Linked DNA regions of Homo sapiens: region 1 is linked to region 2. Evidence: chromatin loops called from intact Hi-C (ENCODE). Cell type or tissue: endothelial cell of umbilical vein. All regions are shown on one strand. Each heading gives the region's core, and the rest is flanking DNA. Links, peaks and the distances in the headings are about the cores only. Region 1 overlaps FKBP1A (FKBP prolyl isomerase 1A). Region 2 overlaps NSFL1C (NSFL1 cofactor).

What was found. Peaks named below come from ENCODE experiments on the same cell type or tissue, not always from the same donor. Only the 100,000 strongest peaks of a DNase experiment are listed, where the experiment ranks them.
Region 1: a loop joins it to region 2, with 5 times the contacts of the local background. A loop is called at or near these places in 11 of 110 quality-filtered maps.

The regions. Positions count from the first base shown.
Region 1 is chr20:1,367,977-1,377,646 of GRCh38, reverse strand. FKBP1A (FKBP prolyl isomerase 1A) reads left to right here. Exons shown (of 5, transcript NM_000801.5): 3 at 2,044-2,156; 4 at 5,407-5,571; 5 at 7,575-8,669. The coding sequence ends at 5,535. The region is part of intron 2 of FKBP1A-SDCBP2 (FKBP1A-SDCBP2 readthrough (NMD candidate)); the gene reads left to right. It overlaps SDCBP2-AS1 (SDCBP2 antisense RNA 1), which reads right to left. Exons shown (of 3, transcript NR_040049.1): 2 at 4,469-4,569; 3 at 1-849. Among named protein-coding and RNA genes, the nearest start is that of MIR6869, 20 kb to the left of the region's middle. RefSeq lists an enhancer at 1-258. In endothelial cell of umbilical vein, for the core only: no CTCF peak of the experiment used is centred there; DNase peaks (open chromatin) are centred at 1,916, 3,056, 3,076 and 4,006; H3K27ac peaks cover 4,740 bases.
Region 2 is chr20:1,432,572-1,442,241 of GRCh38, reverse strand. It overlaps NSFL1C (NSFL1 cofactor), which reads left to right. Exons shown (of 9, transcript NM_016143.5): 9 at 1-76. Among named protein-coding and RNA genes, the nearest start is that of NSFL1C, 29 kb to the left of the region's middle. In endothelial cell of umbilical vein, for the core only: CTCF peaks have their summits at 2,029 and 4,756 (motif pointing right); DNase peaks (open chromatin) are centred at 4,781 and 7,151; H3K27ac peaks cover 1,047 bases.

The DNA of each region.
Region 1 (9,670 bases), core at 661-8,660, 65 kb after region 2:
TAAGAAGTGCAGCTTGAAGTGGGCTAAAGGCAGTGTGTTTATTGGGTATTGTGGAGCCTGGAGACCTGTTTTTCTCCCAGGTACTCATTTATAGAGAACTGTTCAAGTCCTGCCATTAGTCATTTCTTTCATCAGGTGGTGACTGCATTCTGGTAAACGAATGAGCTAAATGCATACCCCAGCTCACCAGTTCTGGGGCACCAGTTCCTTGGAGCAGGTACCGGTCCCCACCCTCCTGTCTACCTCTTAGTCCTCAGCTCCCAGCTCCAGGCTTCAGGCAGCATTGGTACCCATTCTGCCCCAGGACATCCGTCTCTACTCCTGCTCTATTAAGATACCACCACCCAACCCCCACCCGTTTCTTACTTTGTTAAAGTCCACATAGTCCAGTAGCTGTGATAACACTGCCAATTCATCTCTGCCTCCCCATCCTACTTACAAATGTTGACACTGTTTTTTAGGTTGGGATTTTTGTCAGGATTTTCTTTTTTTCCTAAACTCTTACACAACAGAACTGTAATGTTTTTATGGATCTTCTGAGTAATGAATGCTTAGAACCATGGTGAGTGCCCACCCTCAGTCTTCCAGTAAAATCAGTTTTGTGTCCATTATATGTTAACCACTGGCTGACCCTCCAATCTGGGATCCTAATTAGAGAATTCTCAGGAACTCAGTGTCAGCTATCACAATAGGCTGGCAGTGGCTTCCTGAGAAAGCAATGCCGATGGTGTTTTTGAAAAGGAAGTTGCAGATATCTATTGCAGATGTCTGTTCCTCTTTTCTCATAGCGTCTCTGGAGTTCCCCTTTTATTGGAAGGCGCCGTCGTGGCTTGTCCAGCTTCTGGGAAACTGGAATAATAGAAAGAGCATGGTATTTGGGTTTATAATTTATAACGTAGTTTTACTATTTTACTAAATTATAAATTTACTATTTTTATAATAGTAAATTTTACTATTTACTATTTTCACTTCTCCCTGTCTGCCTCAGTTTCTTCATCTGTGAAATGGGGATAGTGCTGTGGAGAAAGAATTGCATTCGTTCATGTGTGGAAAGCACCTAGCCCATTTAGAGTAACTCAGAGTGGAACCACTGGCCACAGAGTTGCTAGCAGTTGGCTGGGTTTACTGAGTTAATTCTTGAAGGGCCACCACTGCAACCTCCTTAGTATTCCTGTTCTCTTCAGTCATCTCTGTTACAAAGTATTAGCTGTGCAAAAATGAGCATGGGTTGTTTTGTGGGGCAGCATTGGATAAAATAAGTGGGATGAATGCTGCACAAATTCTTTCTTTCATTTCTCTATTTCAGCCTAGGTTGGTTTTTACTTTCCCAGGAAAATTATGACAACTCAGGAACCAGCCTACAAGGGGCCAGCTTTACGCCCCAGGTTCCCTGTTGGTGTGAGACACTTGGCACTAGAATGAGGGTGAAAGCTTGCCTTATAGCTTCCTCTTACCACATCCCATAGTGCTGACCCACAGCCTGGAGAGCAGCAATGTGTGTAGGTCACAATTAGTGAACCACAGAGGAGCCCATGGGGGTGGCAGATGGTGGAGGGGGATTTGCCTGCACTGAACAATGGAGGAGCAATATATACACACATTATATGTGAAAGATGATGGGGGATTTTGGGAAGGAATATTGCTTCTTGCACTGTGTGTGACTTCTAGACATAGTGTGCACCTCGAGGGACCACAGTTATTTTTAGCTGGGGAGAAAATCCACGGGGTGCTGGGAGAGTCAGGGCAGGAGGAAGTTTATACTCCCCATCTCCAGAAGAAGGTGGACTGCCGCTCATCTCTGGTACGCGGGGTCCTTTTGTAGTCGAGTTATTGCTTGGAGTCAGGGAAGAGCATTCACAGGTCTGGAGTAGGACTGTCGCAACTCCTTAGATGTCCAGTGAGGTCACAGGAAACCCTCCCTAGATACTGCAGTTCCTGCCAGACTCTTCAGCACTGGCATCTCTGATGAGTGCTCTGCTGCTGGTTTCTGACTTGTCTTGTGTCATTACTCTGCTGCTCATGTTACAGTCGTCTTTTTCACAGGGATGCTTGAAGATGGAAAGAAATTTGATTCCTCCCGGGACAGAAACAAGCCCTTTAAGTTTATGCTAGGCAAGCAGGAGGTGATCCGAGGCTGGGAAGAAGGGGTTGCCCAGGTATGCTCTCTCATTTGTTTTGTTTTGCTTTCTAGTATTTACCTTTTATATTTTTTTATAGGTGGCATATTTATACGGTTCAAAAATAAAAAAAGTGAAAAGTCTCACCCTCATGCCATCCCATCTGACCAATACCCCCACAAGAAGCTCCTGTTGTTAATGTTTCTTGTACTGTGGTTTAAGCACATATAAAAACATAACTTTTTTCTTGCTTTCACACACATACTGTTTTGCAGTTTACTTTTTCACTTAATGCATTTTTGACACTTGCAATACCACTACATAAAAGAGGAGTAGGCTGGGCGCGGTGGCTCATGCCTGTAATTCCAGCACTTTGGGAGGCCAAGATGGGTGGATCACCTGAGGTCAGGAGTTCCTGTAATCCCAGCACTTTGGGAGGCCAAGATGGATGGATCACCTGAGGTCCGGAGTTCGAGACCAGCCTGGCCAACATGGCGAAACCCCATCTCCATTAAAAATACAAAAATTAGCCGGGCGTGGTGGCAGGTGCCTGTAATCCCAGCTACTTGGGAGGCCGAGGCAGGAGAATCACTTGAACCCAGCAGGCGGAGGTTGTAGTGAGCCAAGATTGTGCCATTGCGCTCCAGCCTGGATGACGAGAGCGAAACTCCATTTCAAAAAAGAAAGAAAAAATGAGGAGTAAGCTCTGTTACAGCTGCCTAGTATTCGTTTATGTAAGTGTGCTATAATTTACTTGGCTAGTGCCCTATTAATGAGTATTTGAGTCATTTCCAGTATTTTGCTATTATAAACAATGCTGCAGTAACTCACCTTGTACAGACTTCATTTTCCACGTGTGCACATGTTGCCATAGGACTTACTCTCAGAAGTGGGATGAGGGGCTCAAAAGCTGTGTGTAGTGTTTTTGAGAGGTCTTGTCAAGTTACCATCTCTAGGGGTTGCACTCTGGACTGCCACCACCAGGCTATAAAGGTGCAATCTCCTCCCAGCCCCAGCATCACAGTATATTGTTAAATCTTTGGCCTCTGGACAATAAGAGTAAAACATGATATCAGTGGTTTTAATTTGTATTTATCTATTACCCATATTGTGTGAGACCACTTCTGAGACGTCATACTTATGGAGAAAGTCATTTCGTTTGTCTTGAGTGTGTTTCCTAATCTCTTTCCTCCCCATTTGTGGAAACAGCTTTTGTTCTGCCAACACTACAAAATTCCCAGGAGACAATAGGGACCCAGGGTTGCCAAATTTTAGTTGGATTCTGTCTTTCCATCAAACCTAGGAATTTTTTCTTGGCTCTAACCAGGTAAAGGGATGTTTTTCAGTGACCTGAGACCCAAGGAACTTTATAATTAGGCTCTGCATGATGGGTAATTAGTCTGCTTCCCTCTCACCCAGGAGAATTAGAAATTTAACCAAGATGAAAAGACAGATTTCTGTCTCTCTCTTTTCCAGAATACACATTGCTCTACTTCCTCTATAAAATATCACTGATTTATCTCCAAATAAACTGCTCAACTTTCAGGAACTTGAAGCCATCCCACTCCCAGGTGTCTGGGTTTCTGTTCCTGCAGGGCAGAGGGTTGGCAGTGTGAGGAAGAGGCTTTGTAGTTTACTTCCCTTGGGAAACCTTGCCAACCATAGCTTTTTGCCTCTGTCTCCCTAGTCTGTCTGGCTCTTGGATCTGTAGCCCATCCCCCATCTTTCATGCCAGCCATTGTTCATACCACAACCCATCTTCTGTGACTGCTCCAGCATTGGAACAATCACTGCGTTGTATGTACTGAGTGCTGTATCTGCCATCGAGATAGTGTTATCGGCCTACTTCACTTCCCAGGCTTGGAGAGGCATGGTCGAGTATTGGACAGATGCCTGACTCCCCCTTTAACTGGTATTTTGGGGTCAGTCACAGCCCTGTCATTTGTGAGAAGTCTGGGTAGTTTGAGATCTACATAAAATATCTTTTAAATTCTTCATAGCATATTTTTTCACCAAGTGAGTTAAAAACACAGGAAGAAGGGGAGATTGACTTGTGACCCTTTTCCTTTCCTTTTGATATTGTTTTGGTTTTACATGTTTGCAGGCGTGGAGTCCTGCCTGCCACAAGGACCATTTTGGCAGCTTTCTTTCATCCATCTTGGACATCTTTTCATGTTAATACATTTAAAGCCACCACTATATGATTTCTCATGACTAATCCCTGGTGTGGATATGCCTATGAAACCACTCCTTCTGTGATGGACTTTTGAGTTGTTAGCAGAATATTCTGGAAATAGAATTGCTGAGTCAAGGAATATGATTGTTTTGAATTGTACAAGGTAAAGCCATACCTCACTATCCTTACCACCTTGGTCCAACATGTCCCAGCTTCTGAGGGGAGCAAGGACTAGACGCTTCACAGCCTGGAGCTTCCTCTTTATTCATCCTCTGTCTGGTGGAGTTGGAAAGTCGGGAACATACACATGGAGACCAAAAGCAGAGATAAGTCAAAGGATGGAAATACTGCAGAGAACCTGCTCACTGTTCAGAAAGTAGATATTTTATACTTATTTGTGTATTTAATTTGAAACTGAAAATATACACAAATATATTTTTTAAAGTAGAAATCTCTCCTTACTGGTCACTCACTATCCATACTGTTCTCCTCACAGCAAATGTCTGGTATGTCCTTCCAAAGATGTTTTCTGTTGTAGGCATATCAATATTTTCACAAATGGTATTCAGTAAATGCTATTTTGTAGCCCAGAAAATCATATTGTCTTTTTTGAAGTTTTCCTATATGGGTAAAAGAGTATAAATAGAAAAAATACAGAAAAAATAGACTACCCTCAAGTATTACTTCCTGTGTATATATTTTTTTAAAGCAAAGTTGAGTATTCCTTTTTCAAGAAGAGCATAGATGGCACTTAACATGTCCTTTAAGTGACAGATCACTGAAGGGGACTAGGTGGTGAGACATCTGGAATGTTACCTGCCTAGCATTAGTCATTAAGACTTGCGTAGAAAGGTTGAGGGCCTGACCGTTCTGAGAGTCAGGAGGGGTTTTGAACTGCCATTGGGCTTCTTGGAGTGAGATGCAGGGGTGATGGAATATGACTGCCAACCTCCAAGTCCTGCACAAGGAGGTGGTGATGCCTGGGCAGCTGCAAAGTCACTGGAAAGTCAATACCATCCTGGCCAAGGAACACCTAGGTAAACAGCTCTTTTTCTTACAGAGACAGTTGGGGCATGTGTCCAGCTGAGTCTGTCTTCCTTGTTCTTTTCACAGATGAGTGTGGGTCAGAGAGCCAAACTGACTATATCTCCAGATTATGCCTATGGTGCCACTGGGCACCCAGGCATCATCCCACCACATGCCACTCTCGTCTTCGATGTGGAGCTTCTAAAACTGGAATGACAGGAATGGCCTCCTCCCTTAGCTCCCTGTTCTTGGGTAAGGAAATGGAATACTGAAGGGCCCTTCACTGCCTTTGCTCCTCCCATGTTATGCCCAGCGTTTGATGGGTAGCAGAGAGAACAAAAAACACCACAAGGCTATTTTTCCCCCTGCATTCTTTCTGTATTGAGTATCCTTTCAGTGTTATTAGTGTATGCTTTGAATGTAAAAATTGGTCACCCTAAGGAAAGGAATTGGCATGTGTATGTTCCCAGTTCAACTCATGGAGATGGCAGCTGTTTAAATGTTTTTCTATGTAGTTTATAAATTAAAACTGAATTGAGGACTATGGAAATGTAGGCCAAATTTGTAGTGCCAACATTTTAGTTCTTTGGAAATAAGACTCTTAATGAATGACTTTGTTCTACCCTGTGTTTCTAGAAGCTAGAGGGGGAAAAAAAAAGCCCTTTGGATATGAATATCATGTCCTAGCTTCTGCGGCTCTCTCTTCACTGTGGTTTGTGGTTACTGCCTATTAGATGGTATGAGGGAGGCATTCCTGCATCGGTCCACCTGCTCAGGGTCCACACCCAGGACACTTGAGGCCCCCAGGCCAGCTTATCAGTGAGTGAAGTGGAAAAATGAAGCCAGAGGATGCTTGTGAAGTTGAAAGGATGCTCTTAGATCAGACAGTTCTAGGAAGGGATCTTAGGGGCCTCTGCATCAGCTTTATTGTGCAACAGTAAGGAAACAGGGCCAGAGAGAAAGGCCTTACTCAAGGTCACATCCAGGCAGTGGCAAAGTAGGACCAGAGCCCCTGTTTGTTGATTTTCCCCTCTTCCACCCTCATTTCTTAGGAACTAAACTCAGTATCCTAGTAGCACGTAACTTTTCATGTAAGTGTTAGAATCATTAAGTACATGAATGCTACTGGCTTCCTTCCAACTGGCCCCAGACCTTTTTATTTGCTCCCCTCCTGCCATAGGAACCAGAGGGTCACAGCCAAGGCCTGGGTGAGGACACTTTTGTTTGAAAGCCACAACAAATGGCTGCCATCCTATTTGTGATGGCAGTCAGAGCTACTTGTAACCTGGTCCTGTTGTGCACATCTGTAAGTGGAGGGGCTTTTTAAACTCTCTGTTTGAACCACACACACCTTGGTAATACAGGCCTGGTTAAGTTTGATAACTGGTTTCTTCACCTGTCATTGCTACTGGGAGGGAATCCCTGGCACTTTACAGGGCCTTTGTCTGCCCAGAGGTCTGCACCTAGGCCAAAATCCCTTTCCTGTTCTTTGAGAGCTGAGTCATTTTTTGAACATAACTGTACTCGAGGGAGCCTTGGAATTATTTTCCTGGTTGGGAACAGGCTTTCTGTAAACTTGATGAGGTAGAGGGAGGGGAGAGAGGGATAAAGGCTACAAGTCACCCCGAGTAACCCTCCCAACCCACTGCCAAAGAATGTCTCAGCTTCTTGCAAGAGTCTGGAAGGAAAATCCAAGGGCAAACCCAGAAAGTTTTAAGTTGAGTGAATGAATGAATACTGGAGATATTTTCCCAGTATACTCAACATTATGAATGACCAGTTTATTCTCAGTCTGGACTGCACATGAGAGTCACCTGGGAAATTTTTAAGACTTTCCTGATGCCCAGGTCAAACCCTAAACCAGTTAATCATAATCATGGGAGTGGAACCCAGGCATTAAGAGTTTTTTAAAGCCCCCAGGTGATGCCTATATGTAGCACAGTTTGAGACCCAATGATAGTGGGGAACTGTATTGTCAGCAGCATGGGTGGCTAGCCCTCCTGCTGTCCTCAGCAAGGCAAACTTAACCTTAGATTAAACAAAACACACAGATCAATTTAAGGAGAAAGTTTGTTTCACCTGGGACCCAGCCCAAGTCTTTCTGGCTGTCTCCAGCTGGAACAGAAGTGGCTTGGTCTCAGACTGCTCAGCTGTTGGGGAAGGGATTTGGCGTGGCAGATGGCATCGTGGCTGTCGCCACTGCACACAAAGAACACTGAGTTGCTGGAAACTCACAGATTTTCTGTCCCCAACAGATCTGCCATGGAGGGATCTGGTGCCTCCAGACATGTGCACATGAATCCATATGGAGCTTTTCCTGATGTTCCACTCCACTTTGTATAGACATCTGCCCTGACTGAATGTGTTCTGTCACTCAGCTTTGCTTCCGACACCTCTGTTTCCTCTTCCCCTTTCTCCTCGTATGTGTGTTTACCTAAACTATATGCCATAAACCTCAAGTTATTCATTTTATTTTGTTTTCATTTTGGGGTGAAGATTCAGTTTCAGTCTTTTGGATATAGGTTTCCAATTAAGTACATGGTCAAGTATTAACAGCACAAGTGGTAGGTTAACATTAGAATAGGAATTGGTGTTGGGGGGGGGGTTTGCAAGAATATTTTATTTTAATTTTTTGGATGAAATTTTTATCTATTATATATTAAACATTCTTGCTGCTGCGCTGCAAAGCCATAGCAGATTTGAGGCGCTGTTGAGGACTGAATTACTCTCCAAGTTGAGAGATGTCTTTGGGTTAAATTAAAAGCCCTACCTAAAACTGAGGTGGGGATGGGGAGAGCCTTTGCCTCCACCATTCCCACCCACCCTCCCCTTAAACCCTCTGCCTTTGAAAGTAGATCATGTTCACTGCAATGCTGGACACTACAGGTATCTGTCCCTGGGCCAGCAGGGACCTCTGAAGCCTTCTTTGTGGCCTTTTTTTTTTTTCATCCTGTGGTTTTTCTAATGGACTTTCAGGAATTTTGTAATCTCATAACTTTCCAAGCTCCACCACTTCCTAAATCTTAAGAACTTTAATTGACAGTTTCAATTGAAGGTGCTGTTTGTAGACTTAACACCCAGTGAAAGCCCAGCCATCATGACAAATCCTTGAATGTTCTCTTAAGAAAATGATGCTGGTCATCGCAGCTTCAGCATCTCCTGTTTTTTGATGCTTGGCTCCCTCTGCTGATCTCAGTTTCCTGGCTTTTCCTCCCTCAGCCCCTTCTCACCCCTTTGCTGTCCTGTGTAGTGATTTGGTGAGAAATCGTTGCTGCACCCTTCCCCCAGCACCATTTATGAGTCTCAAGTTTTATTATTGCAATAAAAGTGCTTTATGCCGGCTTTTCTCAGCTCTGTGTCATGGTGGTTATTTTCAGGTGCCTCCCCTGCCATTTGGTGCAGGGGGATGGGGTTGGGCAGGGTGAAGGAGGGTGGCAGTGGGGATGCAGTTTCAAGATTGTGTCTTGGCAGAAGAATGCAGCAGTGAACATCCTTCCTCACTGGCTATTAACGGGTTGGGGGTCAGAGGAGGGGGAATGTGGGGTAGGTTTGCATCAAAGGAGCTGCCTGAAAGGGCAAGCTGGGATAGTCAGGGAACATCCCCTCCCCTGTTACCAAATGTTTATTAAATATGTGTTCTGGGTAGAGCACTATGCTCGGGGTTCTTGGGTTACAGAAAAGTGGGAGATACAACACATTTTTGAGAAGTGAGTCACAGTCCACTTGGAGATGTGCTACAAGCAACTGCAAGCAAATTAATGAGATACGAAGAGAAGACTCTGATTTTAAATTGGTATTCCTCAGTAACATTTAATGTAGAAAGACAGTCCTGTGGAGAGGCTGCGTGGTTGCAGTAGCTTCTCTGGACCCTGCCCTGGGTGCCAGGAACACTTTGCCCTTACTGAGAGTTCTAGAGACCGTCAAGAATGCTCCCACACCTTTCTAGACACCTTCCAAAATTGCCCAGGTTGAGAACCATTGATTTTAAAAAGGAAATTATTCAACAGCTTGCTTAATGGCTTTCTAAGTTCTTTTTGTTAATTTATGGTTTTTAGAGTGCCAGAGTCATATTCCAGGGTCACATCTTACCATCCCCAACATTTTTATAAAAATTCTCAAACAACACAAAGATGATTAAAATGAACACCTGTATACCCACCACCTAGATTCTATCATAAACATGTTACTGTATCTATATATCACCTGTCTATCCATCTGTCCATCAAACTATCCATTATGTCTCTTCAGAGTAAATGGCAGACATCACTACAATTCCCCCAGTACGTGTCATTGACTAGACTAGAGAGTAGTGTTTGTTTACACTTTTGTGCCCCTGCCAGGATAAAGAACA
Region 2 (9,670 bases), core at 750-8,749:
TATGGAACCTACATATGGGTCTGGAAAAACTGTACACTGTTGTCACCTTGACCATTAAAAACCAGAATGAGGACAATGGAGTTTTGTACTTTCTAATGGGTTGCTTTGACGGAAACTACAGCAGCCAGCAGAAGTACTTAAGTGCTTCACAAAGGTCCCACTTTACAGTGCAAAACCTTGAGCCCCAGTCACACTGCTAGTAAGTGGTAAGGTACTGCCTCTTCCCATCCAGAGCCCACGTTCAGCCACCATGGAGTGCAGTATACACTCCATCCCTAACTGCCAGGCCCATATACATACACTTGACCTCCCCCTACCTCCTTCTCACAGTGTCTGCTTAATTAATTAGTATATTGCAGAAGAGATTGTAAAAACACCCACTTAAAACCTGTATCATCTACGGTAGTTTGCACAGGGCCCCCAGCACCTCTGGGAAGTAAGCGAGGCAGGTGATCTAACTCTTACCTATATTGTTGATGCAGCCACCACAGTTGAGAGACAGTCCCTCTGACCTTGGACCAGGGATCACACTGGTCTGGTTCCAGGCTGGGGAAGGATGTTCCCAGCCCTAGTTTTCTGTTTTGGGCAGTCCAGATGGAAAGGCCCATCCACCCAGATAGGTTTTCACAGGTTTAGAAGAAAAAGGATACTCAGCCACTGGTTCCGGGGCTTCTGAATTCAGTTCTCAACTGGGGCATTTTGGATCTCCCCAAAAACTGGTTGGTAAGAGAACCTCCTGGCATTAAATGGGCCAGGACAAGGATGCATGTCAGTTCATTGGATATGCCTTGATAGATACCCAAAACTCATCAAAATGAAAAATAGGCAAAGTAATTGTCATGATGCCCTTTCTAAAAGTGCAGTTTTAACTAGTCTTTGCTGTGGGATGTGGGTTGTTTGATCTTGTTAACAATCATGCCCAGCAACCCTGTAGGTAGAGTCTTGCACAGATCCGGCTGCTTCCTCAGTAGAAGGCCAGGGAAGAAGCAGGCATGTGGTCAAGAGCTAGGCATGGCTTTAATGGCGTTCCAAAGTGTCTTCCAGAGGGGCAGCGGCCCTTTTCATACCCATCCATAGGACAAAGCATGCCCTTCCCTGCCAGGAGCTTAAAGATGACTTAGAGCTCATTCAGGGGAAGCAGCTGGTACAGAAATAAGGGTTCCCTGCTGCTCCCTGTCTCCTAACTCCCAGCATTTCAGAGAGAACTGCCAACTCCTGATTCCCAGGCCCAAATAAAAGGCCTTCCTTCTTTAAATGGGCGTTGGGCTCCTGTGTTGAGGGTGTGTGGCTGGGGATCCCAGTCCCCCTCTTCCAGGCCACACTCTTCCCAGGCCAGGACAGGGAAGCAGAGTAGAAAACACTTTTTGACTTGTAGCATCTGACCCAGGTCCCAGTCTGAGCTCCTGCACTGTGACTGTGCCTCTCTGTTTCGGTGGCCTCATCTCATGCCATGTCCAGTCCATCAGCAATCCTCTGGGTGCCCCTGGTCACCCCTCCCCTACGATCATCTGGGCCAGCCTCCGTAGTCACTCACCTATGACTGCAGAATCTCATCAGTCCCCCAGCTTCTGCCCTTGCCCCACCCAGGCAAAGGGCTTCTTTGGCACCATTAACCACAGCCTGCCACTCCCATCCTTTAACGTCCTTGGGAGCTTTCCATTACCCCTGGAAACTTCTAAGACCTGCAGAGCCCCATAGGCCCTGGCCCCTTCCCACCACCCTCCATCCCTTTGACCTGCTTCATTTTTCTTCTCTCTGCTCCATCTAATATGTACTCTATTTATTAACGTGCTTGTTTCCTTGGTCCCCCCACTAGCTTATAAACTCCATGAGGGCAGAAATGCCTGTTCCTCACTCTTGTATCCGGAGCAGGTGGCATGGTGTCTGACGCATAGTAGATCCTCAACAAGTGCGTGCTTGGATGAACCTGTGAAATGGAGACCAGACCTTATCTAAAAGGATGGAAGGCAAGAAGGCTTTTAAAGCACCCCCATGTGGTGCCTGCTTGGGAACTGCAGTCCCTCCTCCCAAAGCAGGTTCTCAGCCATGAGGGGGCGTCCTAAAGGGCACCTAGAGCCACAGGGTGTTCCTGCAACAGGTGCTAAGAAGATGTGTCTGGGGTAGGAAGCGGGTGTGACAGGAATGTCCCCAGTCCCTTCTTGCCCTGTCTCAGCTGGACCAAGAGGTTTATTAAGGGCCAGTTACCCTCCGTGTTGAGCAACTGAGAACCTCAATGCCAGGACTAGGACTTGCTACTACTAATCGTAATAGCAGCTGCCATCATTTGAGCACTCACTTTGTGCCAGGCCGTTTGTGCCTTAACAACCCAAGGGTACCATGGTTAGCCCACTATGGAAGAAGTTACTGAGGCTTAGAGCGGTGATGGGACTTGCCTGAAGCCACACACGGAGTAAGAGGCATTTGAATCCCCAACTACCTGAACGCAGAGCCACAGCCCTTGACCCCGAGGCTCTACTGCTGTGAAAAAGGCAGGCACAAAGGCAGTGGCAGGAGGGACGATTGGGTCGGGCAGGGAGGGACAGGGAAAACGGAAGCGGACACCCTTGAACTGGGTTGTGAAGGGTGATTAAAGGTTGGTTCTCTGACGAAAAGGCAAAAAAGTTGTCCTTCCTCAAGAGACAAACTCAGAGGGCATGTGGAGGCTTGGGGCAGGCTTTGAACTTAGGTTCCATCTTATACCAGGCATGACCTTAGACAAGTCACCTAAGCTTCTCTGAGCCTTGGCTTCCTCATTCAGAAAACAGGGATAATGGTAGTTCCTACCTCTTAGACTATGGGGATTAAAGATGTCTGTGAAGCCCTTGACGCATAGGAGGAACTTTATGAATGACAATAGGTGCTGCTGTGTAGCCCTTACCATGTGCCGGGCGCTGTCAAACACTTGAGCATGATCTCATTAATTCTCAACACTCCTGTGAAACAGGTGCTTTTATTATTCACATCTTTACAGAGAATGAAATTGAGTGCCTTGCACGTGGTAGACAACCTGGCCATTAAACGTCTATTGGTTAAATGATCGGAGAATCAGAGAGGAGAAAGCAGTCAAGGACACACTACTAATAAATGACAACTGAGTTTGAACCAAGGGCCATCTAACTCCATCCTCCTGGCCTGGCCTCTGTACCATGAGCTTATTTTAAGTCAGCTCTGGGTGAACCACCTGCAGCAGGAAAAGCTCAGGCTTAGGAGTCAGCCTGCTGGGTACTAGCTGTGTGGCCTCGGCAGGTTCCTTAGTTTGATCATCCATGTGACAATATACTAAGATGGAATTATTTCCATCCCAATTTGGCTGGGTTCCCAAGGCAATAGGGGGCCTAGCTACTCCACCTCCCAGGATGAATTGCTGTCCACACACAGGGCTTTCAAAGACATGGTCAAAAACTAGCTGTGTGTCTCCTTGCCTCTTTCCCACACCAAAGACGTTAAAGGTTCAAGTTGGAGCTCTGAGAAGAGTTTTCTTTAAAGGAAGTTACTGGAGGGCTTTGAGTGCACAGGGGAAGGGGGAGCTTTCCTTCTCCCTCAGCCTAGGGATTGGTGTCTCAAGGAGACCACTCAAGAGCTTGGAGATGACGAAGGTGCCAGGCACCCACCTCACACCTGAGCAATCTTGAAAGCAAGAGGCTGATGAAGCAAAGAGAACTTGGTGTGAAGGAGCTTGTGCTATAAGTCCCATCAGCCAAATGTGGACCCATGAGGCAGCCAGACTGGACTGTCCTGGGTCTTGCTCTGGAAGGACAGAGGGACCTTAGTGCAAGATAGACCTTGGGTTGCAGGACTGAGGGAGGAGTTACAAGCAGCCAGCTAGAGAATCTATTGGCTTCCTCAAGGGAAGTGAACCAAGATCTGAAGAACCAACAAGTGCACCCTAGAGGGAAGCCCAGAGCATCTGCACCGGCCACAGGAAACCAGCAGGCCCTTCCCCATGTCCCCTGCGACCCTGCCCCTGAGAGAGGGAAGAAGCTGTACTTCTAAATGAAGTTCAAAATCTTGACTATGACCTGGGAATGGCCTTTTTAAAAAAAATTACTTTTAAATAGGTAATATATTTACATGGTGCCAAAAAATGTCTTAGATACCTCCCTTCTTATCCATGCCATTTGCCCAATTTCCCCTCCCTCCCTCCCTCCCCACTATAAGTTTCTTAGTTGTCCTTGCAGAGTTCCTAAATACAAGCCGATACTCTCTGTCTATTCTGAGGCATCCATTGTTTCCCATATTTTAGCAACTCTGAAATCAGAATGCATCATACAAGAAGGCAGTCCTGGTGTCACCTAATACCTTAACATATTTATTTTGTCTATATGTTTCCTTTTTATTTGTGCCCAAAGTTGATATGATATAAATTCATGTCTAAATAAGTCTAAATGAGTTCTCAAATATAAAATTCTAAGCATTGTGCCAATTTAATCAGCAATGGTCTTTCTTAGTGGCATATAAATTAATGGTGGCTTTGTCACTCCTGGCATCTTAGATCCAATAGATCTGCAGCGATTCTTATTCACAAGTGTGTCAGCCTGCCCACCACTATCTACATCTTTTTCCATTTAACAGTAGATTTTGGAGGTCATTTGTTGTGAAGGACATGTGGGTGTCTCCTGGGTTTTGCTGTTACAAACAGTACTACAGTGGCAAAGCTTGTATATGCAAATGTGTAAAGAGTAAATTCCCAGATGTGTAAGTGCTATTTACTCTTGCACCCGCAGTGGACTTGAGAGCCTGTTTTCCCACAGATTCGCCAGCAGGGTGCGCTGTGAGCATTTGCCTGTCAGGTAAGTGAGCAGTGGATTCACAGTGTGGTTTTGTTTGCATTAATACCAGTTGTTGTTGTTGTTGTTTTGTTGTTGTTGTTGTTGTTGTTTGAGACAGAGTCTCACTCTGTTGCACAGGCTGGAGGGCAGTGGTGCGATCTTGGCTCACTGCAACCTCTGCCTCCTGGACTCAAGAGATTCTTCTGCCTCAGCCTCCCAAGTAGCTAAGATTACAAGCACGCACCACCACGCCCAGCTAATTTTTGTATTTTTAATAGAGAGGGGGTTTCACCATGTTGGCCAGCCTGGTCTCAAAGTCCTGACCTCAGGTAGTCCACCCGCCTCAGCCCCCCAAAGTGCTGAAATTACAGGCATGAGCAACCGCGCCCAGCCCATGAATACTATTTATTGAGTATTTTTCTGTACCACATTATTAACTACATATTTCTCATGAATCATCCCATTTAATCCTCAGGCAAGCCCTATAAGACAGGTACCATTTTTAATTCTATTTTAGATATGAGGGTGAGAGAGGTTAAGCAACATGCCTATTCCACCTAGCCAGCATGTGCAAGTCCACAATTTTATGATAAATTTACCTTAGTTTTTTCTTTTTTTTTTTTTTTTTTTTTTGAGACGGAGTCTTATTCTGTCACCCAGGCTGGAGTGCAGTGTCATGATCTCAGCTCACTGCAACCTCCATCTCCCAGGTTCAGGCAGTTCTCCAGCCTCAGCCTCCTGAGTAGTTGGGATTACAGGCATGTGCCACCACACCCAGCTGATTTTTGTATTTTTTAGTAGAGATGGGGTTTTGCCATGTTGCCCAAGCTAGTCTCAAACTCCCGACCTCAGGTGATCCGCCCACCTCGGCCTCCCAGAGTGCCGGGATTACAGGTGTGAGCCACCGTGCCTGGCGATAAATTTGACCTTAGTATGTTTATTTCGGAGCTTGTACTCTTAATCACTCTGCATATTGCCTCCCTTAACATTTACTTGTGCATAAAGTGTTGAATAATATCCAACTTAGGCTTGAATGTTGAATGTTTCCAGCTTAGGGTTTCCTGGAATGATGAATACTAGCATCTTATTCATAATGATCTGATCATAACATCTATGCAAATTTTAGTTATTCCTACTTCAGGATGGTATTCAAAGTCTTCATCGTATGTGGCCAATCTTTGATGAGTTGGTAAAATCTATATAATATAACCTGTTCATTTTTCAGGTATGTGAGCACATAATTATGTTTCTTTAGGATACTGCTTGCTATGGTTGCGGATTTTCTAACTTGCTTTCTCTGTTTTTTTTAGAACATTTTTGTGGGTATGAGAAATTGATGAATATTGTTATTCATGTTCTCAAAGAAAAAATATGCTGATTGGATCACCTCTTCTTTCCTTCCTTCCTTCCAATTGCACCAACTTCCCTGATGGGCATGGCTCCCTTCACTGTCGGGTTGGATTCTCATTACTGTCTTTTGGAGATGCCTGGGATGCACTGCATTGTACAGACAACTGCCTTCATCTTTGGAATGAGTTTTAAGTTGTCTTGTAATAGCTCTTTTGGCTTCACTGATAGAAGGACCCAGATAAGAATACAGTTTTTTCGCATTGTATTTATTAGTGTTCTAAAATATCTTTTTCTTGAAGAGTCTTATGATCAAGCACCCTGTATTTTAGGAAATTCAGCTGTTGTAAATCTACTTTTTTTAAAGTTCTTATTACAGCATGTAACAAATTACAAAAACATGTAATTTGTAAAAAAAAAAAAAAAATCCTAGGAGACTTAAACAAAAACAATCACCAGCTACCTGAAAACTCAGAAAAATTTGGCCTTGTGCCCCCCAGTTGAGTCAGTTAATGAAGAGATTTTGAATAATGACCATGAGGGCAAACTGCCCAAATCAGGTTCTCAGCTCTGCCATTTATTAGCTCTGAGACCCTGGGCAACCCAACAGCCCCTCTGGGCCTCCTTTTCTTCATCTGCAAAATGGGTATGTCAGTATAACTGATACAGAATAGGTGAGCCCCAAAATTGGTGCTTATCCCAGAAGGGTCCTTAGCTTTTAAGGACAAGCCAGTGGAATTGGCAATCTTTTGTTGAACAGTACTGCTCTTTGTAGAGCAAGGATAACTCCTAGGCAGTGCACTTCAGTCAGCAACATATGGGCTCCTGGCAACTGTATACTCACATAAACCCATTTTTAATTACATGCAAATTAAGGGGCAAGCCAATGCAAACTGAGGGACAGGTTATTTAGAACTTCCTAGGAAAGGGGTGGTAACTTCCAGGTAATTACCATGACATTTGTAAACTGTCATGGTGCTTGTGGGAGTGTCATATGCTAATGAGCAATGAGGGCAGCTAGGGATCACTTTCCTCACCATCTGCTGGTTCCTGCGGTTTCTTCACTTTGTGTAGACCACATCCTGTTTTGGTCAGCAGGGTTGTGACCAGAAAATAAGTTCTGCCAGACTGCTGCCTCATAAGAGTTGTTATACATTTGGCCATATGAGTGAGTATTAACTGTTAACCATTTTCTAATTCATTTAATTTTTAAAATTATCATACAGTAAAATTAACTATGTTGTATATAATTATACAGATTTCAGCACACGTATAGATTCATGTAACCACCACTACAATCAGGACACAAAACAATTCCATCATCCCAGAACCTCCCTCATGCAATGCCTTGATAGTCACACTACCCCTCAAACCCAATCCCTGACAGCCACTGATCTCTTCTTCATCATTGTGGTTTTGTCTTTTCCAGAACATCATGTAAATGGAAGCATACAGCATTTAACCTTTGGAGACTGGCCTCTTAGCATAATTCCTCTGAGATTCATCTGGAGGAACAATTTTCATATGTTGTGCTTATGGAAAGTTCATTGTTTTTTCATTGCCAAGTAATAGTCCATGATATGAATGTGCAACAATCTGTCTATCTGTTCAACCATTAGAGGATATTTGGGTTGTTGCCAGTTTGGGGCAATTAGAAATAGAGCTGCTATAAACATTCATGTACAGGTTTTTCTGTGAACAAAATTTTCCTTTCTCTAGGGCAGCAGTCCCCAATCTTTTTGGCATCAGGGACAGGTTTCGTGGAAGACAATTTTTCCACAGACTTAGGGAGTAGGGCGGATGGTTTCGGGATGATTCAAGCACATTTACATTTATTGTGCATTTTATTTCTATTGTTATTACATTGTAATATATAATGAAATAATTATACAATTCACCGTAATGTAGAATCAGTGGGAGCCCTGAGCTTGTTTTCCTGCAACTGGATGGTCCCATCTTGGGGTGTTGGGAGACAGCGACAGATCATCAGGCATTAGATTCTCATGAGAAGCACACAGTCTAGATCCCCTACATGCACAGTTCACAATAGGGTTTGCACTTCTATGAGAATCTAATGCTGCTGCTGATCTGATCTGACAGGAGGTGGAGTTCAGGTGGCAAGCAGTGGGGCAAGGCTATAAATATAGATAAAGCTTTGCTCACTCACCAGCCTCTCACCTCCTCTGTGCGGCTGGTTCCTAACAGGCCATGGACTGATACTGGTTCATGACCTAGGTTTTGGGGACCTCTGCTCTAGGGTGAATACTCTAGAGATGTCTAGGGTCTGGGGTGGCTGGGTTATATGGTAAGTGTATGTTTAACTTTATTTAAAACTGTCAAATCATTTCCCAGAGTGGCTGTTGCACTGCACATTCCTGTCAGCAATATATGAGATTTTTGGGTGCTACTTAGCTTCACCAACACTTGGTATTGTCAGCATTTTTATTTTAGTCATTTTAATAGGTGTGTAGTTATCTCTTGTCATGGTTTTGACATTAGCATGTCTTGTGATGCTAATGATGCTGAACATCTTTTCATATGCCATTTGCCACCCATAAATCCTTTTTGATAAAGCATTTTTAAGAGTCCTTGCCGGCCAGGCATGGTGGCTCATGCCTGTAATCCCAGCACTTTGGGAAGCTGAGGTGGGCAGATCACAAGGTCAGGAGATCGAGACCATCCTGGCTAACATGGTGAAAACCCGTCTCTACTAAAAATACAAAAAATTAGCCGGGCGTGGTGGCGGGTGCCTGTAGTCCCAGCTACTTGGAGGGCTGAGGCAGGAGAATGGCGTGAACCCAGGAGGCGGAGCTTGCAGTGAGGCGAGATGGTGCCACTGCACTCCAGCCTAGGTGAGAGTGCAAGACTCCGTCTCCAAAAAAAAAAAAAAAAAGAGTCCTTGCCTTTTTGTTTATTGGATTATTTGTTTTCTTACTGTTGGATTTTGAGAATTCTTTACAAATTGTGATTACAAAAATATAAATGCAGAATATCTATGAGTCCACCGTTACCTTGATATCAAAGGTATGATTCTATGAGTCCACCGTTACCTTGATATCAAAGGCAGACAAAACGACTGTCCGGTATATCTTATGAATATAGACTCAAAAAATCCTCAACAAAATAGCAAACCAAATCCAGTAGCACATTCAAAGGATTATAGATCATGACCAAGTGGGATTTCTCCCAGAAATGCAAGGGTGGCTCAACATAAGAAAAAAAAAAATCCATCAATGTAACACAACTCTGTAAAGAGGGAAATGATATCACAATAGATACATTAAATGCATGCAACAAAATTCAACACTTCAAACACTTTCAGGATACAAACACTCACCAACAAATCAGAATACAGAGAACTTCCTTAACATGATAAAGGTCACTTACACAAAACCCACAACTCACATTATACTCAATGGTAAAAGAGCAGAAGCTTCCCCACTGAGCAGGAACAAGACAAGAATGCCCATTTTTACCACTACTATTAAATATTGTACTGGAAGTCCTAGCCAGAGCAGTTAGGCAAGAAAAAGCAATAAACAGCCTCCAAACTG